2 separate regions of the Homo sapiens genome follow, and region 2 is linked to region 1. The links are chromatin loops, found by intact Hi-C in ENCODE. Cell type or tissue: OCI-LY7. All regions are shown on one strand. Links, peaks and the distances in the headings refer to the core of each region. The heading gives the core; the rest is flanking DNA.

Region 1 (5,366 bases), core at 201-5,200:
AAGCTCCCGACCCCTGAGCTGTGGTAGGGAGCACGGATTCTGACTTGGAGGGCAGAGTGCCCAGGACTTGCCTCTCCCGGCGTGTGTCTGTGTCTGGCCCCATGACTGTCACCTGCACGTGCCCGCACGCTGCGTGTTCCTGCCCCGTCTCCTGCCGTGTTTCCCTGGCACTGTGATGCTGCTGCTCTGAATGACCTGGCAGGTTTGTGAAGACTGGAATGACTTGATCAGCATCCTTCTCCTGCTACGTGAGCTGCGTACCCTCTGGAGTTGTGCCTCTGTCCCATAGACAGGGACGTGGACGGACGTGCCGGAGGCTGCCAGAGACCACCCAGATCTGAAGTAGCACAGAACGGTGTCCTCAAGTCTGCAGCATCTGTCTGCTGAGTGGGACACTGTGGAAGACACTCGTGGCTTCACTTGCACTGTGGGCATCCCATTGCAGTCTGCCATCTGCTCTTTCCATGTCAGTCTCTCTCCGACAAACTTCATGGGCTCAGGACTTGTGGCGTCCCTCTGTCCTGGGCAGCCACCTTCCTTCCCCTCTCTGGCACTGACTGGCCATCTAGCCTAGGGGCGGCCACCTCCCTACCCCTTTGCGACACTGACTGGCCGTCTGCCTTTGCATCCTTTTTAGTGATTGTTAACGAGGTCACAAGCCAGCAGCACGAGGATTGATTTCTAGATACCTGCGTTCTTCAGAGATGACCTTTTGTAGACTCTGTTAAGAAGCCTAATGATATGTTTATTGTAGTATAGGAAAATGTTTGTCATACACTTGTTCTTTGGTAAGAAAACTTTAGAATTACAGTGGCTTCATTGCAGATCACGGATAAGCCTGGGACCCACTTGGATATACTAGTTACATATGGAAGGAATAATTTCTGTGTACCTGGGGGTGGGAATTCCTTTTACTTGCGCTCGTTTTAGGTGACTCTGCTTATTTTTCAGGCACCTGGAACACCTATCATTGCACGGCAGGTGACCCCAACTACCATAATTAAGCAAGTGTCTCAGGCCCAGACAACGGTGCAGCCCAGTGCAACCCTGCAGCGCTCGCCCGGCGTCCAGGTGAGAGGGCAGGCGGCGGATCTCTTGAGGCTGCAGGGGCCACGAAGTGTGATTTCTTTGATGCAGAGATCAGGCCTTAGGAGTTTTTTTTTTTTTTTAAACTGGATACTACGTCAAATCTGGGGAGGAAGGTTCTCTGTGAAGAAAGTGCTTTTTCTTTGACCACCAACATGGGATAAGTCAGGATTTCTTTTTTTCTTTTTTCTTTTTTTTAGTCACACAGAATTTAACACCAGCAGCACTGTTCAAGCTTTCCACCATGTTGGAAGCATTAAAACTATGTCCTTACTAGTACTTGATCATAAGGCATGTCTGAAGCAGAAGCAGCCTGCGGTGAGGACAGTGTGTGTGTGCACATGTGGCCTTGTGTGTAACTTGAGGACGGCGGCTGTCGCTAAGGTGAACGTGGCCGAGGCGTCGCTCTCACTGTTGCAGGCACATGGACCGTAACTTTCACCGCACCCTGGGAAGCAGATGACATCGCTCCCTTCATCTCGTGGTGCGGCGCTTACACTGAGGCAAGGGAGGCTCTGGGACTCACTCCCGGCCATGCCACCTGCACGGTGCCTGCCACGCCACGCTGCCACCTGCCGCTCACATCCCTCGTCTGTAGTGAGAGCATCGTTCTAGAAGGGTTCTGTATCCACCCTGGTGGCCGCTGGTTTCTAGAACAGCGTTTTCATCTGCAGAGAGGAGCGTGTCCCAGAGCAGGTGCTGGCCCCTCTCCTAGTGGTGCTGATGCTCCTGACAGCTCAGCCTTTGGCCTGCAGATCCCAGAAGGGTTTGTGTGCAGGCCAGGCTGTTCTGGAAGGGGTGGCGGAGGTGTGTGGAGGGGAAGGGGCTGGCCGGTCAGACGCACCTGGTGAGGGAAGCAGCTTTCTCTGGGCAGTCAGCAGGAAGCAGCTGGGAGAAAAATGGTTCAGGGGTTTTTCTTGGTCACCTGGTGTCTGTGAGCATCCGTGGATGCGTAGGTCTCTATGGTGTTGGTCGCTGCTGGTGAAGCACCTGCCATGAGCCAGGCAGTGGGCCTGGACGCTCTGCAGAGAGATCCAGAGTCCTTGCCTCAGTGCCACAGGCCCTTTTCCCATTGCTCAGTGGTGAAATGGAGGCTGAGCCCCAGGGGGTGTGGACTCCAGGGGCAGCTCCCCCCGCAACCCCGGCTCTTCTACCCTCACTGGGTCATGTCCTGGCTGGCTGCAGCTGCAGTGGGTGAAAGTGGGTGGAAGGGCGGTTCAGTACCAGGGAGATGTGTGCTGGCCTTTGGTGCAGGCCCCGCCCTTGGTGTTTTCCCTGAAGGAGCTTGCTCAGTCCTGTGCTCTGATTGGTGCGTCTGGATTTTTGGTTACAGTGACTTTTTTGAGAAGGTAGTTGGAGCTTATGGTTAAGTTTTTGCATTATACTTAGTGGCAGACACAATCTGGATATCATCTGAGTGAAATATGTGTTCTTAGGAGTGGAAGTAAGTGTGAGGAGTCAGTTTTGATGGGAAAGAAGACTCCCAAAAGATGAGGTGGGTCCTGGGTACTCCCAGGGTCCAGAAGCAGCAGCTTGGTGTGTCCTTTTATGTTTTCTTCACTGGAGGTTTTTATTTGATGTTTTTCAGTTAAAAAAAAAATCCATGCTTATTGTTACAAGTGAAAAGATACACAGACTTAGAAACAGTCCCTCCACCCTGCTGCCTCCTCACAGCCCATCCGCACCCCTCTGGAAGCGGGGCTGGTTCAGAGTTGCTTCCCACGTGCTGGCGGGGCTGCACCCACCGGGAGAGAGCTCGCTGCTCCGGAGCCATTCTCAGGCTTACACTGCCCCCTGCTTTCAGAAGTTGCAAAGGAGTGTTTAAAAAATTGGAGACAGAAAATGTTGACTGCTAGATTTATACATTGGAAAAGTACTAGTTTAAAATATCAGTAAACATTTGCATTCTGATTATTCATGTAGAATGGAAATGTTAGGAATCGAGTACAGGCCACTGAGTTGTCTGAGCTACCTTTTGGCGTCTGGCTGTTCATTTGCTTAGCAAAGCAGCCCCTCCTTTCTGACAGTTTGACACTGATGACCCATCCTCCATTGCTCGAATCTGCTCTGAAAACTCCCCTCTGTGGGAGGCTTCTTGTTGACACTCACTTTTGGGGAGTAAAGAAAGGTGGGTTTGGGTGATTGCAGGGAGCTGGGGACCCTCCCCTATGGGAGGCTGCGGCTGTGGAGCCCTGACCGCCCTGTAGCCAGCCTCTGCACCTGGGAGGATGGAGCTTTCAGGAGCCGTTCTTCTGTTTGTTGTTTTGATTTCTGAGAGATGGGGATCTGGGTTGCCTGTTAGGATTATTTACTCTGGTCTCTATGTGACTTTTTCCATGGACTTCTGAGGACTGGGGTCTCTGCAGTGCCTGGCTTTGTGAACGTCCGTTTTTGATGCAGGTGCAAATCATGCCTTCCTCACCCGCTCAGGACTGCGATCGTCAGGGCACAGGGCAGGCCTCCCAGCAGCACTCCCGTGTCCAGCGGGCTGGCAGGTGGCCGGGGTCCTTGGCTTCCTGGGCGTCCTGGCCACCGCAGGGAGGCTTGTTTTCTTTTGCTGGGCGTGAGGCTGGTCTCCCCCTCGTCAGCTGGTGGCGTGAGATGCCCTTACCTTGTGTTTTTGGATTCTTGTAGCCTCAGCTCGTTCTGGGTGGCGCTGCCCAGACGGCTTCACTTGGGACGGCGACGGCTGTTCAGACGGGGACTCCTCAGCGCACGGTACCAGGGGCGACCACCACTTCCTCAGCTGCCACGGTAAGAGCCACTCCTTTCCGTGCCTTCAAAGACGGTCAGGCCCGTGGCGCAGGTCAGAAAATGCAGCCTTGAGACCTCAGGCCGGCTTCTGTCCCAGACCGCTCACTGCTTGCTTCACAAAGCAGTGAACAGTCTGGGGCCCACGTGAGCACGTGGGGCTCTGCTGCTGTGCTGTGTGAGGTGGGCTCCGAGGGCCTTAGACCGCAGAAGTCTGCAAACAGCAAAAGCCCAAACACCTGCCTTTGAAAAAGTCACTGGTGCACTGTCGCGTTGTATGTAAAACAGCAGCGCCACCCGTTTGTACACACTCGTAGTGTCGGCCTGTATCGATACACATCTTTATTAAAACAGAAGAGTCACTGGTGAACTGTTGTGTTCAGTGTGTAAAACAGCAGCGCCACCCGTTTGTACACACAGTGTCGGCCTGTATCGATAGACATCTTTAAACAGTGGGCCCCACTTGACGCCTTTTTGGTGTTTCTTTGCTGCGTACTTTTCGTTGCTTTAGTGACCGCATCCTATTTGGTTCCTTCTGTGTCCGTTTGGATTGGCATAGGTTGTCCTTATGGTCAGCAACATTGTAGCAGGCATCTTCGCAGAGTCTCTTTTCACTTTTTTAATTATTTGCATAGCTGCATTCCTAGATGTGGCCTTGCGGGGCTGAGGGAGATGCTGACTTCGGTGGCCATGTGACTGATGTGGCTGGCCTGCCCCATGGCCCAGGGTTCCAAGAGGTGGTGCGTTTTCTTGAAAGAAGTTTAGAGAAGAAATATATGTATCTTTTGTACATATGCATATTTTAGTAACCAAAGGCTGTGACAAAAATCTGCCTTTTAAGATTTTTCACTTATATCTTTTTACTTTAATCCAGGAAACTATGGAAAACGTGAAGAAATGTAAAAATTTCCTATCTACGTTAATAAAACTGGCTTCATCTGGCAAGCAGTCTACAGAGACAGCAGCTAATGTGAAAGAGCTCGTGCAGAATTTACTGGTGAGAAACCTTGACTTTACATTCCCTTTCCCCTAAAGCCTGTTGCATAGGACAGACACCTGTTGCTGCTGTGACCTGTGCCCGGGAGGCCTGTGCCAGCAGGGAGAGCTCCTCTGGAAGGCTGCAGGCGAAGGGGAGGGGTGCACACGTGTCGAAGGCGTGTGTGGCCTAGCTAAGGAGACTCCTTCCTGGGGCTGGGTGTTCTGGGGCCGGCGCCTGGAGGTCTCCCGGGCTTTGCCGTTTTCTGGTGCCTGCGTCCCTTGTCTGTGGCTCTCTTCTCCTCTGGCTGCCCCAACCATGCTGCACTCTGGTCAGGGTCTCCAGCAACTCCCTTCTGGCCCTCTCCCCACTCCTGTGTGACCTCTTATAAAATTCCCAGGTGTCCGCAGTCCCGGCTGGAACAGGCATTCTGCACCCTGAGCCACCAGAAGCCCCCTCCCCATGGAGCAGACCAGCTGAGGCACATTCGCGCTCCAGTGGCAGAGCCGTCCCCCCCACCCCCACCCCTCCCGAAACCTCTGTCGCAGAGAAC
Region 2 (5,366 bases), core at 206-5,205, 150 kb before region 1:
CCGCTTGGAGGGTGGCAGACTGGCCACGCACCCCTCCTACGCATCAGGCCCTAGGTTCACAGGGTCACAGGAGGTCCCACCTGGAGTAGGTGCTGTCTCCTGGTGCGCTGGCTGTTGGCCACAGAGCTGCCCAGAGAGGCTGGCCCAGGCCTCCCCACACTGCTCCTGCCTCCCACTTTCCGCCTCCCTCAGAACTACCCCAGTTCTGGCAGCAATGCTTCGCAGCTGTGCCAGGGACTCTCGGGACATATCTGGCCTCCGTGCTGGGGGACTCTCGGGACATATCTGGCCTCCGTGCTGGGGGACTCTCGGGACATATCTGGCCTCCGTGCTGGGGGACTCTCGGGACATATCTGACCTCCGTGCTGGGGGACTCCTGGGACATATCTGGCCTCTGTGCAGGGGACTCCTGGGACATATCTGGCCTCCGTGCTGGGGACTCCTGGGACTTATCTGATCTCTGTGCTGGGGGACTCTTGGGACGTATCTGGCCTCTGTGCTTAGACTCTGCATGACACCCTCCAAGTGTTCCGGTGTATGGCGGGCACTCACTGCGTGCACTCGGCCGTCTTGCCCTTGCTCTGGTACTCCAGGATGCACTGGATCAGGTGGTGGTTCTCGTCCAGCATCTGCGGAGAGAGCGTGAGCGGGCGCTGCCGACGCGGGGCTGTCGCTGACCCTCGGGATGAACAGCCATCGCTACACATCTAGTTTTCATATAGGTTGAGCGTCCCTTACGTGAAACGTGTCAGATTTCAGATTTTTCCAGATTTGGGGATATCTGTATTAGACCCACCGGTTTGGCATCCCTAATCCGAAAACCCGAAATCCAAAATGCTCCAATGAGCATTTCCTTTGAGCCTCATGTTGGTGCTCAAAAGGTTCTGGATTTTGGAGCACTTCAAATTTCCAGATCTCGGATGCTACGCCTGTTCTGTATACGAAACTGTCGTTACGTGCATTGCCTCAGCCACCACAGACCGAACATTCACACCTCCCTGTGCTGGGGACTTCATCCGTAAGCGGCAGGGCCATCTAAGCCCACAAATGAAAACACAGAGGCCCCGTGCCCCCAGCAGCCCCCAGCCCGAAGGACCCTCCAGCTTCCAGGGCCCTTGACGGCAGAGCATCTGTGCAGCAAGGGTCAGCCAAGCCGATGGCAAGGATGTCAGGACCCTGTGGGCACCCCACAAGAGGCCCTGGTGCCCCTAGCTGGAGGGGATAGCCTCGAATTGCAACCACACAGGGTGGGGCACAGGTAACTGCCCCCTCCCAAGGATCAGCAGGGGTCCAGGGCACTCCCAGGTGGTAAGGGCATCGAGACTTCCTGCAGGGGCTGCACCAACCGCGGTGAGGGAGGGAAGGAAAGGGTCTGGGGGGGTCAGGGACGGCACCACCGGTAGAAGAAACCACACACACACACAGGCCGGCGTGGGGGCAGAAAAGATGCGTGAGACTGCGGAACCGGGCATGACCTAGACCTGGGGCTGGCACCCCGCAGCCCTCACCCCCAGGGGTGCTGCGCTGAAATGCAGGAGAACGGCACGATAGGCCCACAGGCCACACAGGGAAGGCCGGTCCCGTCTTGAACCTTCCGTGTCTTACACATAAAGTGTGTGTGCACAGACAAGGTCATGACCCTAAACCCAGATTAAACCAGTTTCAAGTGACTCAGGTGAACAGCCAGATGTGGGCCTCCCAGAGCTGGGCCAGGGGTCTCTCTGCAGGCGCCACGTGCTCCTAGAACTGGCAAAATGGAGGCTTCTGGTCCAGGGACGGCCAGGCATACACTCCGCCAAGCACGGTCTGCGCTCAAGATGGGCACTGCCAGGAACCTGTCAGATGCAGGGGCTCAGCCTGTCTCTGACCTGGTGACCCACGTGCCTGGCCACACCTGAGCAGCAGGGGGCTGGGCCCACAGATTCCCCAGGTTTCCTTCCCAAAGCGCCTCCTGAACGTGCTCTGTGGCCCCAGGAGGGCTCCGGAGCACTCCCCAAATCAAGCGGCCCAAGGCCTTGCGTCCACACACCTGCACGTAGTCAGGACGTGCTGAGTCTGGTGGTTGGTAGAAGTGGGGAGGGGTGGGTGGCAGCAGAGGAACAGGGGCTGGGGCCAGGCGGCATCCTGCAGACACCACACAGGACGCCCACAGGCCGTGGGGAGCAGGCACAGGAGAGCCGGCTCTTTCAAGGTGTCCACCTGGGGGCAGCACTGGGTGGCCCGCGGAGACCCAACGGGAGGCGAGAGAGGAGAGAGGGGGTATGGGAGGGGACTGAGAAGAGGCGACACCCGCCCTGTGACCAGCTGCCTCTGTCTGCAGGGAGGCACAGAACTGAGCCCACCACGCCTGCTGCTTTTCATAAAAAGGCCTTTTCTCAGAGGCTGGCACCCAAGGAAAAAGCAGTGCCTTTTGGCTCCACTACAGCGTGCTGGGTCACTCAGCCCTAGGAGGCCGCTCCCGACAGGAGCTCTACAGGCCCTGGAGCAGGGGAGCCCCAGGGCAAGGGGAGGAGGAGCCCACCTGCCTGCCTGGGGCCTTGGGGCCACCCAGCTGTGCCTCCACCCTGCAACGTGGCCCCTCTAACTGCGATTTGACCTTGGGGCCCAAACTCATCCACAGGCAGAGGGAGCCCAGGGTGGAGAGAGCCAAGCCAGGCCAGCTCACAGGGCAGAGCCCGGACCCACAGCCCCAGCTGAGTGACTGCCCTCAACTCAGCTTCCTCCTCCGCCGGTCTCCACGACTTCAGGGTTGGTTTCTCCTGCTCTATTTTTTCTTAAAGTTATACCTTCCCCCTTTCCACTCTTTACCACTTTTCTCCCTGCTGGGGACAAGGTGCCCTGCACTCAGCTGAGCCCAATGGGGCCGAGGAGCCATCCTGAGATGGGGGTGGGGGGCCGCCAGGGGACACTGTGGGCCAGGCTTACCAGTGGGCAGGTGAGGGAGAGTCCACCTGCCAGGCGCCAGCATTCCAGATGGCTCTGCCTTCAGATGAACTGCAGGAAGGGACAACTATGGGCTTTCTTCCTTTCCTTCTAAAGGGCTTCCCCTCCTTGACTCCTAACCCCCAGGCAGAGATTGTCTCCAGGGACACGAACTAGACACGGCGGGCATTTCAGCATCACTCCCAGCACGGGGCCGGGATGGGCCGGGGGGCGCAAGCCACTGACTTCATTAGGCAGAGCCCCGCGGGTGTGCACTGGCCAGGGCAGTGCCGCGAGGTTTATGTACGCACGACGAAGCACGACGAAACACAGTACTGGTGTGGGTGTTTAGAAAACTGGATACAGAGAACTTTCTCATGTATGTTAGACACATACCCACTTGAAAAAGGGCAGGACAGGCAGAATGAAAGGTGGAAGACTGGACACCCCAAACCCCAGGCCCCGGCCGGCGACTAAGGATGGAACAGGTGTGGCCTTCTAAGGACAGAATGGGGAGGGCACAAGATGGCAGCAGCGGGAGTTTGGAAGCTGAAAAGCACATGGATGAGTAACAACTGAATCAGTGCCCCCAGGGCACCTGGCCTGAGCCACACTGTGCTGCGAAGCCCCACAAGGCTCAGGAATGTTAAAATTCTGGCACCTTTCAGGGTCGCCCAGGATCTGCTGGCAGGAGATGGGGTTGGAGGAGGGGGCGTCTCCAGGAAAGTGACCAGCCTGGAGGAAAGATGCTTGGGCACTGAAGGGAAAGAGCACCTCAGAGTGAACCACAGGCCACACGCCTGCCTGAGCATAGCAGGCAGTGCCCCGGCCTCCAATCCGCAGAAGCCACAGCGGTGCGGCCCCCACCTGCCATTTGAAAGACAAAGGCCAAAACCAGCCACAGAGGCCAAAATCCAAAGATGAAGGTTATGCAAGACGGAGACTTTTTCTATTTGCTTTTCTTCTGAGACAGGGTCTCGCTCTGTCACCCAGGCTGGAGTGCAGTGGCGTGATCTTGGCTTACTGCAACCTCCACCTCCCAGGCTCAAGTGATCCTCCTACCTCAACCGCCCGAGTAGCTGAGACTACAGGTGTGTGCCACCATGCCTGGCTAAATGGGTTTTTTTTGTTGTTGTTGTTGGTAGAGACAGGGTCTCCCTGTGTTGCCCAGGCTGGTCTCGATCTCCTAGGTTCAACTGATCTGCCCGCCTCTGCCTCCCCAAGTGCTCATTACAGGCATGAGCCATTGCACCCGGCCTGAAACTTTTTAAAAAAATCCAACAAAACCTATTATTAATATCCTCACAAAGTCAGCCGGTGCAGTGATGCAGGTTACTGGAGCCCCAGAAAAGAAGATGATGCCAGTTAGAAACAACAGAGGGGGCAGAAGAGCTCTGGAGGTGAAAACCTGTTAGTCAGAACACAATTCAACAGAGGGGCGGGATATGAAGTTGAGGAGGAGTCCTGGAAAGCAGGACGGATCGACCGAGGTGAAAACAGAAAGATCACGAAGAAAGGGAGTGGGCCAGCGCGGCCCTCCAGGAGCCCCAGAGACAGGAGCAGTGAAGAAATCACCCCCAAATCCTTCAATCATTTTCTCAGAGCTGAAGGACGCATTTCCCCATTGGAAGGGCCCCCAGGTGACCAGTTTGCCAAAAAAGACCAGGGACAAAGAAAGATCCTAAACATGACAGGAGAGAAAAACCAGGTTCCACGTGAAGGACAGTGGATTCCGACAGCACGGAGCCTCCTACATGGGCCCGCAGGGTGCAACGACCTCACGGAGACTTCCGGAGGAGCTGTGTCCCATACCAAGGGACACCCCCTGAGGTGTGATGACCCAGTCCCAACGGAGACCTCTGGGGGGCCGATGGCCTGGCCTGAGGGAGGCTCTGGAGGAGAGATGAACTCACCATGGAGGTTTCCGGAAGGGCTACGGTCTGATCCTGAGGGAGACTTCTGCGTAGAAATTCTAGTCCGCCGAAACCGCAACCAGGCGTGAAGGGGGAATGGACGCACTTTCAGACCCGCAAGTTAGGAAAACGCACCTTGTACCCAAACCAAGGGCACTCGATGACTGGCCGGCATTCTTCAAAAACTGTCAGAGTCATCAAAGACAAGGAAGATGAACAAGTGGTTCTCAACAGACATGGTCCCAGGGTCCTTCCAGTAATCCTTAATGATGTCCTACAAAAGCCATTACCGGGACAACTGGGAAGTCACAGTGAGTTGGAGCAGACGGCTGTGCTGCTGCCATGTCAGCTCCCCCGTTTCAATCTTTGTACGGCGTCATGTCCTCGTTGGCAGCAAAGTCACGTTCAAGCATTTGGGAGTAAAGGGGCACCAAGTCTACAACTCATTCTCAAATTGTCAGGGCAAGAATAACACGTGTCCACAGGACAGAAGAGGGGAGGGGACAGCAAGTGAGGTGGCGTTAACATGCC

The links. Hi-C counts contacts between places; a loop is a spot of excess contacts. Peaks named below come from ENCODE experiments on the same cell type or tissue, not always from the same donor. Only the 100,000 strongest peaks of a DNase experiment are listed, where the experiment ranks them.
Region 2: it touches region 1 in a loop (5-fold over the local background); 50 of 110 quality-filtered maps call a loop at or near these places.

What each region holds. Positions count from the first base shown.
Region 1 is chr20:62,008,520-62,013,885 of GRCh38, reverse strand. TAF4 (TATA-box binding protein associated factor 4) reads left to right here. Exons shown (of 15, transcript NM_003185.4): 3 at 952-1,071; 4 at 3,721-3,840; 5 at 4,712-4,834. Among named protein-coding and RNA genes, the nearest start is that of MIR3195, 54 kb to the left of the region's middle. In OCI-LY7, for the core only: CTCF peaks have their summits at 2,666 and 2,882; a DNase peak (open chromatin) is centred at 2,855; H3K27ac peaks cover 427 bases.
Region 2 is chr20:62,153,935-62,159,300 of GRCh38, reverse strand. SS18L1 (SS18L1 subunit of BAF chromatin remodeling complex) reads right to left here. Exons shown (of 11, transcript NM_198935.3): 2 at 553-629. Among named protein-coding and RNA genes, the nearest start is that of SS18L1, 13 kb to the right of the region's middle. In OCI-LY7, for the core only: CTCF peaks have their summits at 2,003 and 2,211 (motif pointing right); a DNase peak (open chromatin) is centred at 2,200.